2 separate regions of the Homo sapiens genome follow, and region 2 is linked to region 1. The links are chromatin contacts, found by Hi-C or POLR2A ChIA-PET in ENCODE. All regions are on one chromosome and are shown on one strand. The core of a region is the stretch at or near the end of the contact, and the rest is flanking DNA. Distances in the headings are between cores, read along the strand shown.

Region 1 (5,128 bases), core at 71-2,570:
AAGGCCAAGGCAGGAGGATCACGAGGTCAGGAAATCAAGACCATCCTGGCTAACACGGTGAAACCCTGTCTCTACTAAAAATACAAAAAATTAGCCGGGTGTGTGGCGGGCGCCTGTAGTGCCAGCTACTTGGAAGACTGAGGCAGGAGAATGGCGTGAACCCGGGAGGCAGAGCTTGCAGTGAGCCGAGATCACACCACTGCACTCAAGCCTGGGTGACAAAGCAAGACTCCGTATCAAAAAAAAAAAAAAAATTGTAAAGTAAAAATAAACCATCTATGAAAGTGAATTCTATGAATAAAAGGAACAAGCTTTAGAAAGCTTGAACTTTGCAAAATCTAATCTTGTTTCAAATAGCTCTTTTTTGGCTTTTTAAAAACTCCTGGTCAGGCATGGTGGCTCACACCTGTAATCCCAGCCCTTTGGGAGGCTGAGGTGGGCAAAACACCTGAGCTCAGGAGTTGGCGACCAGCCCAGGCAACATGGCGAAACCCTGTCTCTACAAAAAATACAAAAATTAGCAGAGTGGCTGTTACACACCTGTAGTCCCAGCTACTCAGGAGGCTGAGGCACGAGAATCGTTTGAGCCCTGGAGGCAGAGGTTGCAGTGAACTGAGATTGCGCCATTGCACTCCAGCCTGGGAGACAGAGCGAGACACTGTCTCCAAAAAAAAAAAAAAAAAAAAAAAAATTCTGACCCGTGTTGCATGTAGGTGAAGTTGATAGATTGGCTAAGATTTAGACAAGTAAATTGTTACAAGAGTAGTGAATTATCATACATACTTAAAAGCAACCATAGAAAAATGCTACTTTGTGGGAATTTTTCTCTGGGTATGATATTTTACTCTTTTACAAAATCAGAGTGGTTTTTATTATGAGCAACTAATTAGGAAACTAAGTTTGCATTAGGTACTATTTATGGACATATGTACCCTCTAGAACCATGTCTTATGACTGCCCACTGTTCTTAGTTTTGTTATAGTCTCCTCCCCTCCTCTCCGTGGTCCAGCTACATGCTGCATTTAGCTGGTTCCTTATTTTGATAAATATTTGCAGTAAATGTCATAAAACATTAACAACTGACCTATGAGGCCCTTCTGTGCTCAAAAATGCTCCAACTCAAAGCTCCGGGGCATTGCCTCACCCCACATACCCTTCCTCTTAAGCCCTGTAGCTCCACAATCACAGTCCTGCCCACCTGAGTGCTCAGAGTGTCTGTAGCTGGTCTGACAGGTCAGCCCGTTGGCTAAACAGCTCTTCCTCTAACCTCGCTGGAAGTGGCTCAGCAAAACTACAGACTGTACGTGTTGTCCTTACGTGTTGTCCTTGAAGAACAAAAATGTTGGGCACGGCGTTGTTGTTTCTTCTGCAGCAAGTTCCAAAGTATGTAAAACAGACTGAGTGACCATGAAGTCATGTGTCCCCTCAGCCCTATTCCTTATTTCACTTGTAAGAGAACATTAGCAATATTTGTACTGACCATTGGTTATGTATCCAAGGACACTATACTAGGGGCTGATGTGACTTTGAAAAGTACAAGGCAAGATAAGGAAGGTTACGGGTATGAGGTTACAGTCTTATCACCCAGATGGTTTATGATGAAAGCCATGCTGAATGCCAATGGCTGTGAGCTCACTCCTGACACACACTGTCATTTTCTCTTAGAATGGGACATCAGCGCTCCATGCAGCAGTGCTCAGTGGAAACATTAAAACAGTTGCGCTGCTCCTAGAAGCAGGGGCAGACCCATCCCTGAGAAACAAGGTACCCACTAAGCAATCTTTTAACTCGTTTGGGCCCATTGATGTGTCCTCCTAGGCCAGGAAGGATAAACATCTCCCTGGCTCCAGTCACCATCTTCATTCTTTGCATAGTAAGGGCATTCAAGGTTGCTGTTAGTAGGTGATTAGTGAGCAGTACAGTTGGACCCAGGAAATTCTACTGTTAATAAAAACCCTGACTCATATCAATGGTTTTTTTTTTTCTTTTTTAACAAACCCTTGTGTCAAGGGCTGACTTTCAATAGATTTTTGCAGCGAGGGAGGTGCTCTGCTATGTACGAAACCCTGACCCAGAAGCCGGTCATTTACAAATGGTTTAGCACCAGGTTCCCCATGGACGTGCGTTGTGTGATGGGTGAGGGCGCTATCAATGGTTTTCTTTTTTTCTTTGAGAGGGAGTCTCGCTCTGTCACCCAGACTGGAGTGCAGTGGCGTGATCTTGGCTCACTGCAACCTCCACCTCCCAGCTTCAAGCAATTCTTCTGCCTCAGCCTCCTGAGTAGCTGGGATTACCGGCGCAGACCACCATGCCCGGCTAATTTTTTTGTGTTTTAGTAGAGACGGGGTTTCACCATGTTAGCCAGGCTGGTCTTGAACTCCTGACCTCAAGTGATCCACCCACCTCGGCCTCCCAAAGTGCTGGGATTACACACATGAGGCACCACGCCCGGCCAGTGGTTATCAATGAACAGTGGTGCACTCTCCTGGTGGAGGCGAGGAAGAAAGGGAGAGCAGTTACTATGGGAGTATTGTTCTGTCATCTAAGATGTACCCTAAAAATGCCAAAATTCTGGTAGTTTATCACCATTCCCATAAGTTCGATGTTCATATCTTGAAAATTGCTTGTGCTATATTTGGTTGCTTTTGTATTGTTAACAGGAGTACATGCCACTGTTACAAAACAAACCCACTTTTTTCTAGTCCTAAATTCTTCATTTACAATTAGGCCAAACTTCGCGGTGGGTGGGTACACAATAAGAATTTTTTTAAATGATTGTCATTTTACTTCCTCCTCTTCAACATCTGCTTAAGCTGGCACATGTATAGATTGCAGCAGAGGAGAGTAGCCTAGGAAAGGTCTTGAGAGAATGCATGCGCCAGGCGCAAAGGCCCACTCCTGTAAACCCAGCACTTTGGGAGGCTGAGGCAGGTAGATTGCTTGAGCCCAGGAGTTCAAGACCAGCCTGGGCAACATGGCGAAGCCTGTCTCCACAAAAAATACAAAAATTAGCCAGGTGTGGTGGTGTGCACCTGTAGTCCCAACTACTGAGGAGGCTGAGGTGGGAGGATTACCTGAACCCAGCCAAGGAGGTCAAGGGTGCAGTGAGCCATGGTCACGCCACTGCAATCCACCCTGAACGACGGAGTAGAGAGAAAATGCACTAAACTACAACCTTTATTTACTTATTTATTATTTATTTAAATGTAAATTTTTTTCTTTTTATAGAGATGTGTTCTTGCTGTGTTGCCCAGGCTGGTCTTGAACTCCTGGTCTCAAGCAATCCTCCCACCTTGGCCTACCAAAGTGCTGGTATTATAGGCATAAGCCACCACACCTGGCCTAAACTACAAACTTTTCTGTTGCTATTGTTGTTTTTGAGACAGAGTCTCACTCTGTTGACAGGCTGGAGTGCAGTGGCACGATCTCAGCTCACTGCAACCTCCACCTCCCAGGTTCAAGCAATTCTCCTGCCTCAGCCTGCCCAATAGCTGGAACTACAGGTGTGCACCATCATGCCCAGCTAATTTTTTTGTATTTTTAGTAGAGACAGGGTTTTGCCACGTTGACCAGGATGGTCTCCATCTCTTGACCTTGTGATCCGCCCCCCTCGGCCTCCCAAAGTGCTGGGATTACAGGCGTGAGCCACTGCGCCCAGCCATAAACTACAAACTTTTGGAGGAGAAAGTGGTATTGGTGTTTACGAATAGAGGAGGATATGAAAAGCAACTTTTACTTTATACTTAACATACTCTGAATTTTTCTAAGCATATCTTACTGTGTTAAATTTTTTTTTAATAATAAAAACAAAAACATATAACATTTCATGACATTTTGAAAAGAAACCTTAAGAAGTGCCAGTTAAACAACATGCCAGGGGTCACTTTTTTCATTTGACTCAGCATGTAGAAGTATTACTTCCCCATTCCCATTGAATTGCTTGTCTATAACATTTCTGCTTATCTCTCCTTAGATACTTGGATTTGTTTTCCATTAGCTGGCCTGGCTGTGTGATAAGCCAGTTGAAATCACAATTGCCTTTCTTTAGATCTTATCTTTAGACCTTGTGCACAGACTTCCTAAAGAGACCAGTCTTTGTTGGTGAGCTATCCAGTCCTGAATTAAGGCAAGGAGGAAACATTAATACCTTTACATAGGAACTGAAAAATGCAATTCCTTGTGTGTCTCCTAGAATAATGGAATAACTACCAACAATAATGGTTATGAGTAATTTCAAGTGGGCAAAATGCTGGACTTTGGACCCTCCTGAATCCAAGCAAGTGTAACCGCCCAATGGGTTCACCTTGCCTGCTGCCTAGACAGAACCGATGTATCAGGACAGGGGACTTGCAGTGGAGAAAGAGTAATTCACGCAGAGCCAGCTGTGCGGGAGATAGGAGTTTTATTATTACTCAAATCAGTATCTCCGAGCATTTGGGGATCAGAGTTTTTAAAGATAATTTGGCGGATAGGGGCTTGGGAAGTAGGGAGTGCTGATTGGTCAGATTGGAGATGGAATCATAGGGGGTCAAAGTTAGGTTTTCTTAATGTTTTCTGTTTCTAGGTGCGATGGCAGAACTGATTGGGCCAGATTACTGGTCTGGGTGGTGTCGCTGATCCATCAAGTGCAAGGTCTGCAAAATATTTCAAGCACTAATCTTAGGTCTTACAATAGTGATGTTACCCCCGGAGCAAATCGGGGCAGTTCAAACTCTTCGAGCCAGAAGCTGCATGACCCCTAAATTGAATTTTTTTTTTTTTGAAACAGAATTTCTCTCTTGTTGCCCAAGCTGGAGTGCAATGGTGCGATCTCAGCTCACTGCAACCTCCGCCTCCCAGGTTCAAACGATTCTCCTGCCTCAGCCTTCCGAGTAGCTGGGATTACAGGGGCATGCCAGGCTAATTTTTTGTACTTTTAGTAGAAACAGGGTTTCACCAACTTTCACTTTGAGAAACAGGGTTTCCCAAAGTGCTGGGATTACAGGCGTGAGCCACCGCGCCCGGCCCTAAATTGTAATTTCTAATCTTGTAGCTAATTTGTTAGTCCTACAAAGGCAGACTGGTCCCCAGGCAAGAAGGGGGTCTTTTCGGGAAAGGGCTGTTATCAATTTTGTTTCAGAGTCAAACC
Region 2 (5,503 bases), core at 1,596-4,095, 460 kb before region 1:
AATAGAACTGCTAAAAAGGTTGGCCCTTGGCTGGAATGGAAGCTTGGATTCTGGGAAAGTTCTTACCATTTCCAGGACTGATAAGAGTGGCTCACTGTGTGCACCTAAACTGTCTGCACAAATAATATGATGTACATTGAACACTGATTTTTCTTCTGGGAGTCCGGAATTTGTCTATGTGCCTACATGATCGGCCCCCAATAAAAACTCTGGCATTAAGTCTCTAATGAGATTTCCTGGTTAGTGACATTTCATTTGTGCTGTCGTAACTCGTTGCTGGAGCAAATTAGCACATCCTGTGTGACTCCCTGCAGAGCAAAGCCTTGGAAGCTTGTGCCTGGTCTCCCCTGGACTCCGCCACCCCATGTGCTTTTTCCCTTTGCTGATTTTCCTTTGTATCTAAGGAACACAAACGAACTACAAAACATAATCTAAGCCCTCCAAATATCCACAATAAAATTAGGAAAGAAAACCAATACAAATGAAAAAATAAGACTGCAACGTAATTTAGCTGTAAGAAGTCATAGCTAAAAATATGACTGTAAGATGAGTCTTGAATGTAAGTCATCAAACCTGGAGGTGGTCTTGGGGACCCCCAATCTATGGTATCAAGCTATTATTTTACTTAAATGCATCAATTTTCTGACAAATGATGAACATATCACCCAGGGGATCACATTTAAAAACAACTATCCTACAACTTCTGGGTGATTAATGTCCTATAGTCTACCTCCACTAAAAAGAATGCTATAGGGTAGAATGAACAAGTAAAACAAATTAATCTACAAAGTTTTTTTAGTAACTTTAAAATAATAAAAGTAATACATTTGAAACAATTTCTTTTCATTCGTTCTACTTAACAAGAATATTTACTGTACAAACACCACATTTCAAGCACTGTTCTGGGTGAATCGAAGTGAAATAAGACAGAGATCCTTCCTTTAAGAGGCTCAATGACTTTTTCCCCTCCTAAAGGGAAGCACTGTAGGAAAAGAAAGCCTGGAGAAAACCTTGAAGCTTCTTTTATACTAACAAAGTGGATTTTTAAGTGTCTGGATTGATCCAGCATGTCCACAAACAAGAAAGATGATGCTCAGTTACAATCCAAAAAGCCAAAGGTTTAACAGAAAAGCAGAAAAAAATAGAAACTAGAATATATATTCTTGAGAGCACAGAGGCAATTGGAATCTAATTGAAAACAAATAATCACTGGCTGCAGATTTTAAACAAATCTGTAAAACCCTAAAAATATCGATTGGCTATTGACTGTTTCTATTATGTGCCTGGCACTGTGCTTGCCACCTGAGGAACGCCAAAGAACTATAAAACATTGTCCAATCCCGCCTAATGCCCACAATAAAATTAGAAAAGAAAATAAACAAAGGAAAAAATAAGCATGCAACTTAACATACATATTTAAATGCTCTATTGGGTCACATACAGAAAGAGTGAAAACAAACAACGCTGAGATGATGAGTGAATTGTTCTTTTTTATCTCCTTTTTCTGTCACTAAATAGTTTTCCATGTAGTAAACACATAAATAAATTAGAGAGTGCAAAATAGTTACTGCAGGATTTCGGAAGAACACTTTACTCCTACCCATTCTTAACTGGAAATTTGGAGGGATAAATTTAACTCCATTTTATCCTGTATTTTCCAGGCTACCTCAGCTTTATTAAAGGAAGTGAAGCTTGCACTAAGGGAAAGGGAACACCCCAGGAGAGAGCAGCAGGAATGCCAGTAGGAAGGAGCAGATGGGCGAGCGGCTTGGAGGCAGAGTGAAGCAGGGGACACACCGGGACAAAAGGGTGCAAGCCCAACAGAGGAGTGAACACCTGCTCCCGGAGAAACGGCATCTCTCAACGTGACGTCGAAGGGACCAGGATTATAGACATGAATGCTAACAATTCTGACCTCAGGTGAGGAGCTACAGAAATGGATGGTAGAACTGGAAACAAACGTTAAGAATCCATCCAATCCTGAGTACGTGGAACTAAATCAATAAAACACAACAGAAACCTCCACGGTGAAAACCCCACTCTTCTAGAATAAGAATACAATGAATTCAATCCGTCTTTAATTTTGTGCCTAAGATGGGTGCCAATGTCTGAAGGCACATGTTAAAGTCTATGGTAACAAGCTGTAAGGTCCTTAATTTGAGCCAAGGAAACAGAACCCAACGTTTTTGACTGAGTCAAAGATGATAAACTGATGTATGTCAAAACAAACTTAATGCTCATGTCGAGAGAGGCCATGTTGCTTTTACTACATTCTGCGTCCAACTTGGCACTGAAACAGGTTCTCGGGACTTGCCCTACTCTCCATCCCACACTCTGTAAAGCAAAAATTCCAGCCACAGCCAGGCCAAGCAGGAGGAGGCAGAGGCTGGGGGAGAATGCAGCACCGAGAACAGGACGCTCTGCACTGTGGCTCCTACAGGGGCCGCTCCAGCAGCTCCATGAGAGGACACAGCAGCTGAGTGCATGTCTTCCCAACAAGCAGAGAACACGCTATTTAAGAGCCATACACCCTGCACAGCCTTTCATCTGGCTGCTCTGAAAGGTCAAGTATGAATCATTCAGCTGTCGTTATCGCTGTGTCTGTGGAGGGAGGTGGAGACAGCAGAAAAACCACAGAGCAGGCCGGGCGCGGTGGCTCATGCCTGTAATCCCAGCACTTTTGGAGGCTGAGGCAGGCAGATCACTTGAGGTCAGGAGTTCAAAACCAGCCTGGCCAACATGGTGAAACCCTGTCTCTACTAAAAAATACAAAAAAATTAGCCGGGCTTGGTGGCAGGTGCCTGTAGTTCCAGCTACTCAGGAGGCTGAGGCAGGAGAATAGCATGAAACCAGGAGGTGGAGGTTGTAGTGACCCAAGATTGTGCCACTGCACTCCAGCCTGGGCAACAGACAATCTGTCCCACCTTATGAGGACCAGGCAACAACTAGCTGAGAGATGGAGGGGGCGAGAGGAAACCCTGCCCCATACGGGGACAGAAGTCTTCCCTGGGAAAGGGCAAGAGCTGCTTGCAAAATGGGAATATCAAGTTACATGAAATTGATCTTGGATAAATTTTGTAATTTTTCAGGGGGACTGTATCTGGTGCAAGCATCTATTAAAGCCTGTCTGTCCAACTGTCCCGGAAGGAGGCTGGTTAACCCATGGCAATTCAGGCTTGCCTTTCTTGTGTCTCAAATAATAGAGGTTTTTTTTTTGTTTTTTTTTTTTTTTTTTTGAGACAAGGTCTCACTTGGATTGCTCAGGCTGCAGTGCAGTGGCACTATCTCACCTTACTGCAGCCCCGACCTCCCAAGCTCAGGTGATTCTTCCACCTCAGCCTCCTGAGTAGCTGGGACTACAGGCACACGCCACCAAGCCTGGCTGATTTTTTGTATTTTTAGTAGAGATGGGTTTTGCCATGTTGCCCAGGCTGGTCTCAAACTCCTAGACTCAAGCAATCCACCCACTTCGGCCTCCCAAAGTGCTAGGAGCCACCGTGCACAGGTGTGAGCCACTGTTCCTGGCCCAAGACTTTGAAGGACAAAAGATGATTTAGTTTTCACCAGTCAGCCCACTGCCTCGTTATCTTCAACCTTCACCAACAGACTTTTTTTTTTTTAATTATACTTTAAGTTCTAGCGTACATGTGCACAATGTGCAGGTTTGTTACGTATGTATACATGTGCCATGTTGGTGTGCTGCACCCATTAACTTGTCATTTACATTAGGTATTTCTCTTAATGCCAACCCTCCCCACTCCCCCCACCCCACGACAGGCCCCGGTGTGTGATGTTCCCCACCCTGTGTCCAAGTGTTCTCATTGTTCAATTCTAACCTATAAGTGAGAACATGCGTGTTTAGTTTTCTGTCCTTACAATAGTTTGCTCAGAATGATGGTTTCCAGCTTCATCCATGTCCCTACAAAGGACATGAACTCATCCTTTTTTATGGCTGCATAGTATTCCATGGTGTATATGTGCCACATTTTCTTTATCCAGTCTATCATTGATGGATATTTGGGTTGGTTCCAAGTCTTTGCTATTGTGAATAGTGCCGCAATAAACATACATGTGCATGTGTCTTTATAGCAGCATGATTTATAATCCTCTGGGTATATACCCAGTAATGAGATGGCTAGGTCAAATGGTATTTCTAGTTCTAGATCCCTGAGGAGTCGCCACACTGTCTTCCACAATGGTTGAACTAGTTTACCGTCCCACCAACAGTGTAAAAGTGTTCCTATTTCTCCACATCCTCTCCAGCACCTGTTGTTTCCTGACTTTTTAACGATCACCATTCTAACTTATGTGAGATGGTATCTCATTGTGATTTTGATCTGCATTTCTCTGATGGCCGGTGATGATGAGCATTTTTTCATGTGTCACCAACAGACTTCTAATAGGCTCACTTCTCCAATCCCAATATCTTCCTGAATGGCATTACCTTTCCTCCATTTCCTCCCTTTAATTATGCCTGAGGTTGCAAATTTGTGAATTTTTGCAATCAGATCTTGGCAATGACCTTGAACCGTAGGATATAAATAACTCCCACATGCTTAGCGTTCCAATAATGGAACACTAGGCATGAATGGATTTTAGTATCCACCCACCATGTTCTAGGCAAAAACGTCCTACCAGGTTCTAAGGACACAGAGAAGGAAACGGACCTTCATGCTTTATAAACCTCCTCAGGGATAAGGGATCCTTGATCTTCCCAAAGATTCAGAAACACTTGTTCCCTATTCAACCTCTATAACTAACTTATATGTCTATGGCTGAAGTATCCTGCTGAATTAGAATTTATTTACTTACTTATTTGTTCCTACTGCCAAACCATGAGTTCTCCCAGGGCATGAAGTGCATCTCATTCATCTCAAGACTACCAGCACCTATCATCTCACAGCATGTGGGCACATAGGAAATGCTCAACATATGTGGGGAAGAGGTAAAACAGCAGGTAGATTGCACAGTCCCTGCCCTCAAGGGGTATGTAGCCTAATACTTTAGGCAGACATGTAAATAAATATGAGTATTGCTATGTGATACCTGCAGTAAATGGTGATGTACAGGGTATAAGTAATAGCACAACAAAGGCCAGATTGGCTGGGCATGGTGGCTCACACCTGTAATCCCCACACTTTGGGAGGACAAGGCGGAAGGATTGCTTGAGCCCAGGAGTTCAAGACCTGCCTGGGCAGCATAGTGAGACCCCTATCTCTACAAAAAATTTTTAAAAAATTAGCCAGGTGTGGTGGTACATGCCTGTAGTCCCAGCTACTCAGGAGGCTGAGGCAAGAGGATCACTTGAACCTGGGACCTCAAGGCTGAAGTGAGCTATGATCTCCAGCCTGGATGACAGAGTGAGACCTTGCCTCTTAAAAAAAAAAAGAACCAGGATTGATATGAGGAGGGAATGCTGTACAAAGGAGGAAGGCCTGGGTTGCACTTGATTAAGCATAAGAGAAAGATAAAGGGGGTAGGGGTGTTCCACACTGAGAGGGCA

Evidence for each region. Hi-C counts contacts between places; a loop is a spot of excess contacts on that map. ChIA-PET counts read pairs that join two places held with the same protein, here RNA polymerase II (POLR2A). Pooled maps may share reads with other maps.
Region 2: a loop to region 1 is called in a map of ascending aorta, with 5 times the contacts of the local background. The contact joins two enhancer-like sites. A Hi-C loop is called at or near these places in 1 of 168 maps with a recorded cell type or tissue (ascending aorta) and 5 of 50 pooled maps. POLR2A ChIA-PET finds 5 or more read pairs at or near these places in 1 of 52 experiments (BJ).

The regions. Positions count from the first base shown.
Region 1 is chr18:23,608,728-23,613,855 of GRCh38, reverse strand. ANKRD29 (ankyrin repeat domain 29) reads left to right here. Exons shown (of 10, transcript NM_173505.4): 9 at 1,666-1,764. Among named protein-coding and RNA genes, the nearest start is that of NPC1, 25 kb to the right of the region's middle. Within about 2 kb of position 1,320, at least 2 of the 41 ENCODE cell types and tissues checked have a DNase peak (open chromatin) inside an H3K27ac peak, as active enhancers do.
Region 2 is chr18:24,073,418-24,078,920 of GRCh38, reverse strand. The region is part of intron 4 of TTC39C (tetratricopeptide repeat domain 39C); the gene reads right to left. Among named protein-coding and RNA genes, the nearest start is that of TTC39C-AS1, 61 kb to the right of the region's middle. RefSeq lists an enhancer at 2,382-2,676. Within about 2 kb of position 2,845, at least 16 of the 41 ENCODE cell types and tissues checked have a DNase peak (open chromatin) inside an H3K27ac peak, as active enhancers do.